Linked DNA regions of Homo sapiens: region 2 is linked to region 1. A link is an interaction called in ENCODE POLR2A ChIA-PET data of the cell type or tissue named here. Cell type or tissue: CD4-positive, alpha-beta T cell. All regions are shown on one strand. Each heading gives the region's core, and the rest is flanking DNA. Links, peaks and the distances in the headings are about the cores only.

Region 1 (4,381 bases), core at 103-4,102:
AATCGCGTGAACCAGGGAGGTGGAGGTTGCAGTGAGCCGAGATCGCGCCACTGCACTCCAACCTGGGCGACAGAGCAAGACTCCGTCTCAAAAATAAACAGATAAAAATAAAGGCAGGTTTGATGGAATCTTTTTGTGGTGACTCAAATCCATTATTATCAACACTACCATTATTATCAACTACTATTGTGAGCTAAAATGCAGTTAGGAATTGACAGGCCATTGAGAGGAGATGCCCACTTGTCCCTAGGCTTAATGGCCCCAAACAGCTGTGGTGCAAAGACACTACAGTGAGGGAATAAAAATACATATGCTGCAGTCAGACGAACCTGGGTTAGAATCCTACCCCCAGCTTTTACTATGCATGCGGCCTTGGACTAGGAATTCACCCCCTCTGTGCCTCAGTGTCTTCATCTGTAAAATGGGAATAACAACAGTGCCAACCTATTAGCTACTGCAAGGATTCAGTGAACATGCATGCTCTACACAAAGACTTGCATGACAATGTTCATCACCATTTTATTCAAAATAGCCAAAGTTGGCCAGGCATGGTGGCTCATGCCTGTAATCCCAGCTACTCGGGAGGCTAAGGCAGGAGAATCACTTGAACCTGGGAGGCGGAGGTTGCAGTGAGCCGAGATTGCACCACTGCAGTCCAGCCTGAGTGACAGAGTGAGATTCCATCTCAAAAACAAAACAAAACAAAACAAACCGCCAAAGTCGGAAAGCAGCCCAAGTGTCCATCAACAAGCTGTGGTACATCCCCGCGGTGGAATACGACCCAATAATAAAGGGGAACAAAACATGGACACATGCAACAACAAGGAAGCACCTCAAAAGCAAGATCTAAGTGAAAGAAGCCAGACACCAAAAAATGCTTAAAATGCTTCAACGGGATTCCATTGATGAGAACTTTTTTTTTTTTTTTCAATTGAGACAGAGTCTCGCACTGTTGCCCAGGGTGGAGTGCAGTGGTGCAATCTCGGCTCACTACAACCTCCACCTCCCGGGTTCAAGCAATTCTCCAGTCTCAGCCTCCCAAGTAGCTGGGATTACAGGCTCCCAATACCACGCTCGACTAATTTTTTGTATTTTTAGTAGAGACTCGGTTTCACCATGTTGGTCCAGCTGGTCTCGAATTCCTCACCTCGGAATTCACCCGCCTTGGCCTCCGAAAGTGCTGGAATTACAGGCGTGAGCCACCACACCCGGCTGATAAGAAATTTTATTTTATTTTATTTTATTTATTTATTTTAAGACAGAGCCTCACTCTGTCACCCAGGTTAGAGTGTAGTGGTGCGACCTCGGCTCACCAAAACCTTCGCCTACAGGGTTCAAGCGATTCTCCTGCCTCAGCCTCCAGAGTAGCTGGGATTACAGGCGCCTACCACCACGCCCAACTAATTTTTGTATTTTGAGTAGAAATGGGGTTTCACCATGTTGGTCAGGCTGGTCTCGAACTCCTGACCTCATGATCCGCCCGCCTCAGCCTCTCAAAGTGCTGGGATTACAGGCGTGAGCCACCACACCCAGCTGATAAGAAGTTTTAAAACAATCTAAGATACAAAAACATTAGAACAATGGCTGCCTCTGGATGTGGGAGATTTTTCTGGACAGACAGAAATGTTCTATATCAGGATGGAAGAAGGATCCATTTGTCCAAAATGTATAATGAAGATTTGTGCATTTACATGCCTGTAATCCCAGCACTTTGGGAGGCCAAGGCAGGTGGATCACTTGAGGTCAGGAGTTCAAGACCAGTCTGGCCAATATGGTGAAACCCCGTCTCTAGTAAAAATACAAAAATTAGCTGGGCGTGGTGGTGGGCGCCTGTAATCCCAGCTACTCTGGAGACTGAGGCAGGAGAATCACTTGAACCCGGGAGGCAGAGGTTGCAGTCAGCTGAGATCATGCAACTGCACTCCAGCGTGAGCAACAGAGTGAGACTCCGTCTCAAAACAAAAAACAACAACAAAAAAAGACTGAGGCACTGCTGGGTGCCTCTGGGCTAGAACTTATGTAGTCAGTGCCATACATGTGCAGGGATGAGGGTACTAGGCACAGTGTGCAGGCCGGGACCAGATGAGGCGGGGACACTGATTCTTTCATTCAACCTCCTGGGGACCACCCCGTGGACTGCAGAAACTGGCAGGGGTTGGTTGCCAGCTCACACGCCTGACTAACTAGAAAACTTATAGGTTGGGGACCCTTTTACCCGACTCCTAATAAATTCTAATTTATTTCCCTGTTGTCTGAATTCATCTCTTTCTCCTCTATCAGTCCCTGAAGAGAACTCTGGGTTGGGTCCAGGGGAAAATGCCCCTCTTTGTGGGTGTAATCAAAGACTTTCCGGCTTGGCTTAGCCAACGACAGTTTCCTTCGTGACAGAAGGAAGGACAACAGTTTCCTTCTGGACTCTGAGTCACTGATGTGTTAATGATCCTTCCCACCCCGACATTAAGTCCTTTTAGCCTAAAAGGTAAACACAAAGCTCATCTTCCCTAGGTGTTGACACAGACTCCCAGAGCTTCACCCAGCCGGGAGCTGAGCTCCAAACCTCCTGCTGAGCAACTGCAGGTCTGCAATGTGCAAGCTTTCCACCAGGCCTGCTTTCTGGGGCTTTTCCACCCCCTTTCCATAAGGAAAATCCTTCCAGCTGTCTAGCCTCCATCACTCCTGTTGTAATCAAAGCTCTTTCGTGTAAGCAACTCCCTCTCTACTCTTAGGGGAAAAAAATTCAGTTCCCACTCTCTGAACCCTCCAAGTCCCAAAGCAGCTTCAGAAACCGCGCTGGCCGGCCGGGCGCAGTGGCTCATGCCTGTAATCCCAGCACTTTGGGAGGCCGAGGCGGGCAGATCACGAGGTCAGGGGATCAAGACCATCCTGGTTAAAATGGCGAAACACCATCTCTACTAAAAATACAAAATATTAGCCAGGCATGGTGGCGGGCGCCTGTAGTCCCAGCTACTCCGGAGGCTGAGGCAGGAGAATGGCGTGAACCCAGGAGGCAGAGCTTGCAGTGAGCCGAGATCGAGCCACTGCACTCCAGCCTGGGCGACACAGCAAGACTCCGTCTCAAAAAATAAATAAATAAAAATAAAAATAAAAAAAAGCGCGCCGGCCATCTTCCTTTTACCCAACGCTCCAAACTCTTTGCTTCTGTCCATTTCCTCCACCCCCGCCCCCAACCCCTCGCTCACTGTACCCACAAGGCAGAATCAGGGGCTCTGTGGGTCACAAATGATGGATCACAGCTGATAACTAAAGGACTTAAGTGTGCCAATCACGTCCTCCCAATCACAGGGGGAAAGATGTTGCCCAGGCAAGGCCAGTAGTGACCTTCACGTGGCCCCATGTCAGCAATAAGAAGTACACTCAGCATGACTCTGGGAAGGCGAAGCTCTTGTCTTTCTTGGAGAACCTGGACGGAAACCATCTCAGCCCCACCCCGCCCCACCCTGCAAGGTAGTGGGAGGCAGGAGACTTTATTAATGATGCAATGTAACTGAACCACCAAATGGGGAAATTGGGCCGGGCACGGTGGCTCACACCTGTAATCCCAGCACTTTGGGAGGCTGAGGTGGGTGGATCACTTGAGGTCAGGAGTTCGAGACCAGCCTGGCTAACATGGTGAAACCCCGTCTCTACTAAAAATACAAAAAAGTAGTCAGTCATGGTGGCATGCACCTGTAATCCCAGCTACTCAAGAGGCTGAGGCAGGAAAATAGCTTGAACCCAGGAGGTGGAGGTTGCCGTGAGCCGAGATCGCGCCACTGCACTCCAGCCTGGGCGACAGAGCGAGACACCATTAAAAAAAAAAAAAAAGGGAAATTAACTGAGTTGTTTCTCCACCATAGACCTATCCCAAAAGCATGTTGCCTCCCAGAGAGGGCTTCCTTGACCACTCACCTGCAGGACACACCCTTAGTGATTCTGCACCTAGCCGCTGGCTTGTTTTCTTCATGTATTATTCCAGGTTGAGGTTTTGGGTTTTTTGTTGTTGCTGATTTGTCTGTGTGCTTGTTTTCTTGTCTATTTGCCCCACACCAGCCCCCGGTGGAATGTATACTCCACGGAGGCAGACACCGTGTACACCTTAGTCATCGCCCTACCCCACACTCAGGATGGCGTCTGCTCTACGCTAGCCCTCAATAAATACCATGGAAAGAAAAGAAGGGGAAAGACGGAAGGGAGGAAGAGAGAGAAAAGAAGGAGGATTCCATGTTCTGGAGCCTCAGCTTCCTCTGCCCCAGAAAAACTTTCCCAGGCTTTTGACTTGACAGAATTGGATTGGCTGGAGGGGAGGAGAGGGTGGGACAGCGAGGTCTCAGGATGGAGACCCACCTTCGGCCCTGACACTGGAGGCATAAACTCAGATGGG
Region 2 (4,381 bases), core at 178-4,177, 54 kb after region 1:
TCCATTAATAAAGTCCCAACTAAAGAAAAGAGCTTGACAAGTGAACAAGTGAAAGTGGGAACAGTCAGCCCACCTGGCCTCCCGCCGCTGACAGCAACACCTGCTCTAGGCCAAGCACCATGCTGGGTGCAGAAAGCACCAGGGTGAGCCAGGTACAGCCCACAGCCTCAGTTGGGAGGTGCTGGGGTTGGAGGTGTTGCATACGTTGCAAGAATTCCTGTTGCAGGCCGGGTGCAGTGGTTCACGCCTGTAATCCCAACACTTTGGGAGACCGAGGCAGGGAGATCACCTGAGGTCAGGAGTTCGAGACCAGCCTGGCCAACATGGTGAAACCCTGTCTTTACTAAAAGTACAAAAATTAGCCGGGCGTCGTGGCACATGCCTGTATTCCCAGCTACTCAGGAGGCTGAGACAGGAGAATCGCTTGAACCTGGGAGGCAGAGGTTGCAGTGAGCCAAGATCACGCCACTGCACTCCAGCCTGGGCGACAAGAGCGAAACTCTATCTCAAAAAAAAAAAAAAAAATCCTGTTGCAAATTACTTTTTTAAAAAATCAGTTAGAGGGAGTTAATGACAGGCCCATCTTTGGAGTATACGTTGATGCGCTTTCATACATGAGAGAGAAGCGGGGTGATAGTCACATCACACTTGGGCACGCCTCACCACCCACACTGACCACATGTGAAAGCTGCCCGCCGCATGCATTCTAGGGGAAGACAAAGCTGACAGATGCTTTTATCTGGGGCCTCCCGGTCTATGGAGACAGCCAGGTAAATGCCCAGCTATGAACACCTGGACCAAGTGTTCCCAGAGCCGGGACAGACTCCGGCCCAGGCACAGACATCTGAACGGCAGCCTGGAGACAGGGAAGGGGTGCGTTTCGAGGCCTCCGCTGCTGCCACCCTGAGGCTGGTTTCCCCCACCGGGGGGTGTGCCCCTGACAGCCACAAACAACACTCCTGAGTCAGACACCCGGCCAAGGAGCAGGACTGGCCCGGCTGCCGGCCCTGCAGAACCCACAGCCTGGACTTCTTCGATGCCGCTGGGATCCAGGAACCTTGGAGAAACCAGGAGGATCCAGGGGCCCACACGTCCCCAGACTGAGGGCTGGAAAGGGGGAAGGGACTCTCCCAGACGGCTCATGGCCCATCATGAGCCCTGCAGGGTGTGAGAGTCTTCCTAGGGCCTTTCCCACGCTGCCTTCCTCTCCTTCCTTGGGGCCCAGCGACCTTGGGCAAGTTACCTAATCTCTCCAGGCCTCAGTTTTCTCTTCTGTAATTTGGGGAGGCTGCCACCACCTTCACGAGTTTATCAGCAAACAGAAACACTGAGCACGGGGCTCCAAGGCCGTCACGGGAGCTGCTATCATTACTGTCAAGGACGATTCTGTCCCTGCTTCAGTCCCGCGCAGCTTCTTGACCCCCTGCTCTGACCCTGTGATTCCTCTTCCATGTGCCGTGCACAGCAAGGAGACTGTGGGCTCCCTGGGAAGGATTGTGAGTCAAGAGACAAGGGAAGCGGCCAGGCGCACTGTCTCACGCCTGTAATCCCAGCACTTTGGGAAGCCGAGGCAAGCGGATCACCTGAGGTCAGGAGTTCAAGACCAGCCTGGCCAACATGGTGAAACCCCACCTCTACTAAAAACACAAAAATTAGCCAGGCATGGTGGCGGGCACCTGTAATCACAGCTCCTCGGAAGGCTGAGGCAGGAGAATCGTTTGAGCCTGGGAGGCGGAGGTTTCAGTGAGCCAAGACCGTGACATTGCACTCCAGCCTGGGTGACAGAGTGAGACTCCATCTCAAAAAAAAAAAAAAAAAAAAGAGAGAAAAGGGAAGCGGTCTGTGAAGCAGGCCCAGCCCTCCTGGCCCCATCAAGCACAGCCCAGCTTCCTCCCAGAGCTCAGCTGACTCTCAGCAGCCAGCGGGGAGAGGAGGATGAGCTGCGGGCACAAGAGAGCCAGGGCAGCACCGGCATCTGTGAGTCTCCTGTGGGCCAGCGCGGACCAAAGCGCTTAGCTTTTCAGCCTCACAACCCCTCTGAGAGGGTGCCCTGTTATCCCATTTTACAGATAGGAACACTGAGGCTCAGGGAAGTGAAGGAATCCAACCAAATTAACCCAGCTTGATGATTATCAGCCCCACTAATTCTGGATCCACAGAAATGCACAGTGCATCAGTGCCCATGTTACAGACAGGAAAAGTAAGGTCCTAAAGCAAAACTCAGCTCATCACTGGGGAGAGAATAATGAAGATGGAAAGAGCAAGTACCCAGCTACCCCCAATGCCTGGCTGGACGGGCTCCTTCTCTCTCAGGCTCAAAACGCTTCCCAGAGCCTGCTGTGGGTCACAGTTCACAAGGGCTGTAGGTGTTTCTCGGGGACCAGCCTGGGGCAAAGTCCCAGCCAGAGTCCCAACCCCAGGGCAGAGCTCCAGGGAACTCACCCAGTTCGATGGGCATTTTTTTTTCTTTTTTAGAGAAGGGGGCTCGTTCTGTCACCCAGGCTGGAGTGCAGTGGCACTATCTCAGCTCACTGCAACCTCCGCCTCCCAGGTTCAAGTGATTCTCCTGCCTCTGCCTCCAGAGTAGCTGGGATTACAGGCACCTGCCACCACACCTGGCTAATTTTTGTACTTTTAGTGGAGATGGGGTTTTGCCATGTTGGCCTGGATGGTCTCGAACTCATGACCTCAAAAGATCCGTCCACCTCAGCCTCCCAAAGTGCTGGGATTACAGGCGTGAGCCACGGCGCTCGCAGCGCCCGGCCTCTACGGGCTTTTGAGGCAGGTAGAGCCAAGAAAGCTGGCTGGGCTCAGAGGAGGGGGCAGTTCAGGCTCCTGTCAGCAGCAGCCCCTCCACTGTGTCCCCTGGCCCTCGGGGCAGGACGGGAGGAAGGGACAATGTGGTTTCCTCTGCTCGAGCAGCTCAGACCTCATAGCCACCAGTGGGAGCTGAAAGATGAGACAAGCTCCTTCCCCAGGCATGGGGATGAGGCAGTTACAGGAAGCTCAGGAAACAGATGTCCCGAGTGAAGCAGGCACTAGGTGGTCTGACCCAGATCCTCCCCCATCCAGACAGTAGTACCCATTCCAGCCCCAGTACTAACCCCCTGGAGCTCAGCTCTCATCCCAGATCCACCTCTAAGTCACTGGGGGCAGGTGACCTACTCTTTTGAGACTTCAGCCTACTAGTCATCCAAGGGGAGACTTAGACTGGCCTCTGCTTCCTTCATAAACCATATGAAGATAAAGGGTGATAGAGAGGTCGGGTGCGGTGGCTCACGCCTGTAATCCCAGCGCTTTGGGATTACACCTGCCAAGGCGGGTGGATCACCTGAGGTCGGGAGTTTGAGACCAGCCTGACCAACATGGAGAAACCCCGTCTCTACTAAAAATACAAAATTAGCTGGGTGTAGTGGCTCATGCCTGTAATCCCAGCTACTCGGGAGGCTGAGGCGGGAGAATTGCTTGAACCCAGGAGGTGGAGGTTGCAGTGAGCTGAGATCATGCCGCTGCACTCCAGCCTGGTGACAGAGGGAGACTCCATCTCAAAACCACCAAAAAAAAAAAAGGATGATGGAGAAAGATGCTGGTCTCCAGGGAAACAGGGCACAGTGGGCATTCAGGGCCAGCAACCCCACATTAGTGAAGAATTCACGCCTCAGGGTCAAGATAAAAACAGCACCTAGCATCTGCATAGTGATTTACAGTCCACAGATCACTGCCCACCTGCACTATCTCAAGGTCCAGACTAAATTTCCCATTGCACAAGTGCTGAAAAGCAAGATGATGGCAGATTGCAAAGGGAGGGCTTGTAAAAACTGAGTTCCAAGAGCAGGGCCCAGACATATACCACAATTGCACAATTTATTTATTTACTTTTTTTTTTTTTTTTTTTTTCAGATGGAGTCTCACTCTGTCGCCCAAGCTGGAGTGCACTGGTGCAATCTCGGCTCACTGCAGTCTCTGCCTCCCAGGTTCAAGCAATTCTCCTGCCTCAGCCTCCAGAGTAGCTAGGACTACCAGTACACGCCACCATGCCTGGCTAATGTTTTTTTTTTTTTTTTTTTTTTTAGTAGAGACTGTCTGTGAGTCGTTTCACCATGTTGGCCAGGCTGGTCTTGAACTCCTGACCTCAGGTGATCTGCCCGCCTCAGTTTCCCAAAATTATTGCAGTTTATTCTTATCTGTTCAGTAAGGTCCATCTGCCAAGAGAGTTTTAGCCACACATGGCTCTGAACTAAAGAAGCTACGAAGTTTACTACAGTTAAAAATTTTAAATAATAACAAGGTATCACTTTTACCCATCAGATAAAGTTTTAAAAATTTGATAATGCCGGCCACGGTGGCTCACACCTGTAATCCCAGCACTTTGGGAGGACAA

What was found. Peaks named below come from ENCODE experiments on the same cell type or tissue, not always from the same donor. Only the 100,000 strongest peaks of a DNase experiment are listed, where the experiment ranks them.
Region 2: POLR2A ChIA-PET joins it to region 1 with 5 read pairs; 7 of 35 experiments call an interaction of 5 or more read pairs at or near these places.

Annotation. Positions count from the first base shown.
Region 1 is chr17:2,842,735-2,847,115 of GRCh38, reverse strand. The region is part of intron 2 of RAP1GAP2 (RAP1 GTPase activating protein 2); the gene reads right to left. Among named protein-coding and RNA genes, the nearest start is that of RAP1GAP2, 48 kb to the right of the region's middle. In CD4-positive, alpha-beta T cell, for the core only: no CTCF peak of the experiment used is centred there; no DNase peak of the experiment used is centred there.
Region 2 is chr17:2,789,298-2,793,678 of GRCh38, reverse strand. It overlaps a transcript of RAP1GAP2 not described here. Among named protein-coding and RNA genes, the nearest start is that of RAP1GAP2, 5.0 kb to the left of the region's middle. RefSeq lists an enhancer at 775-1,014. In CD4-positive, alpha-beta T cell, for the core only: no CTCF peak of the experiment used is centred there; DNase peaks (open chromatin) are centred at 668 and 1,888; H3K4me3 peaks cover 803 bases.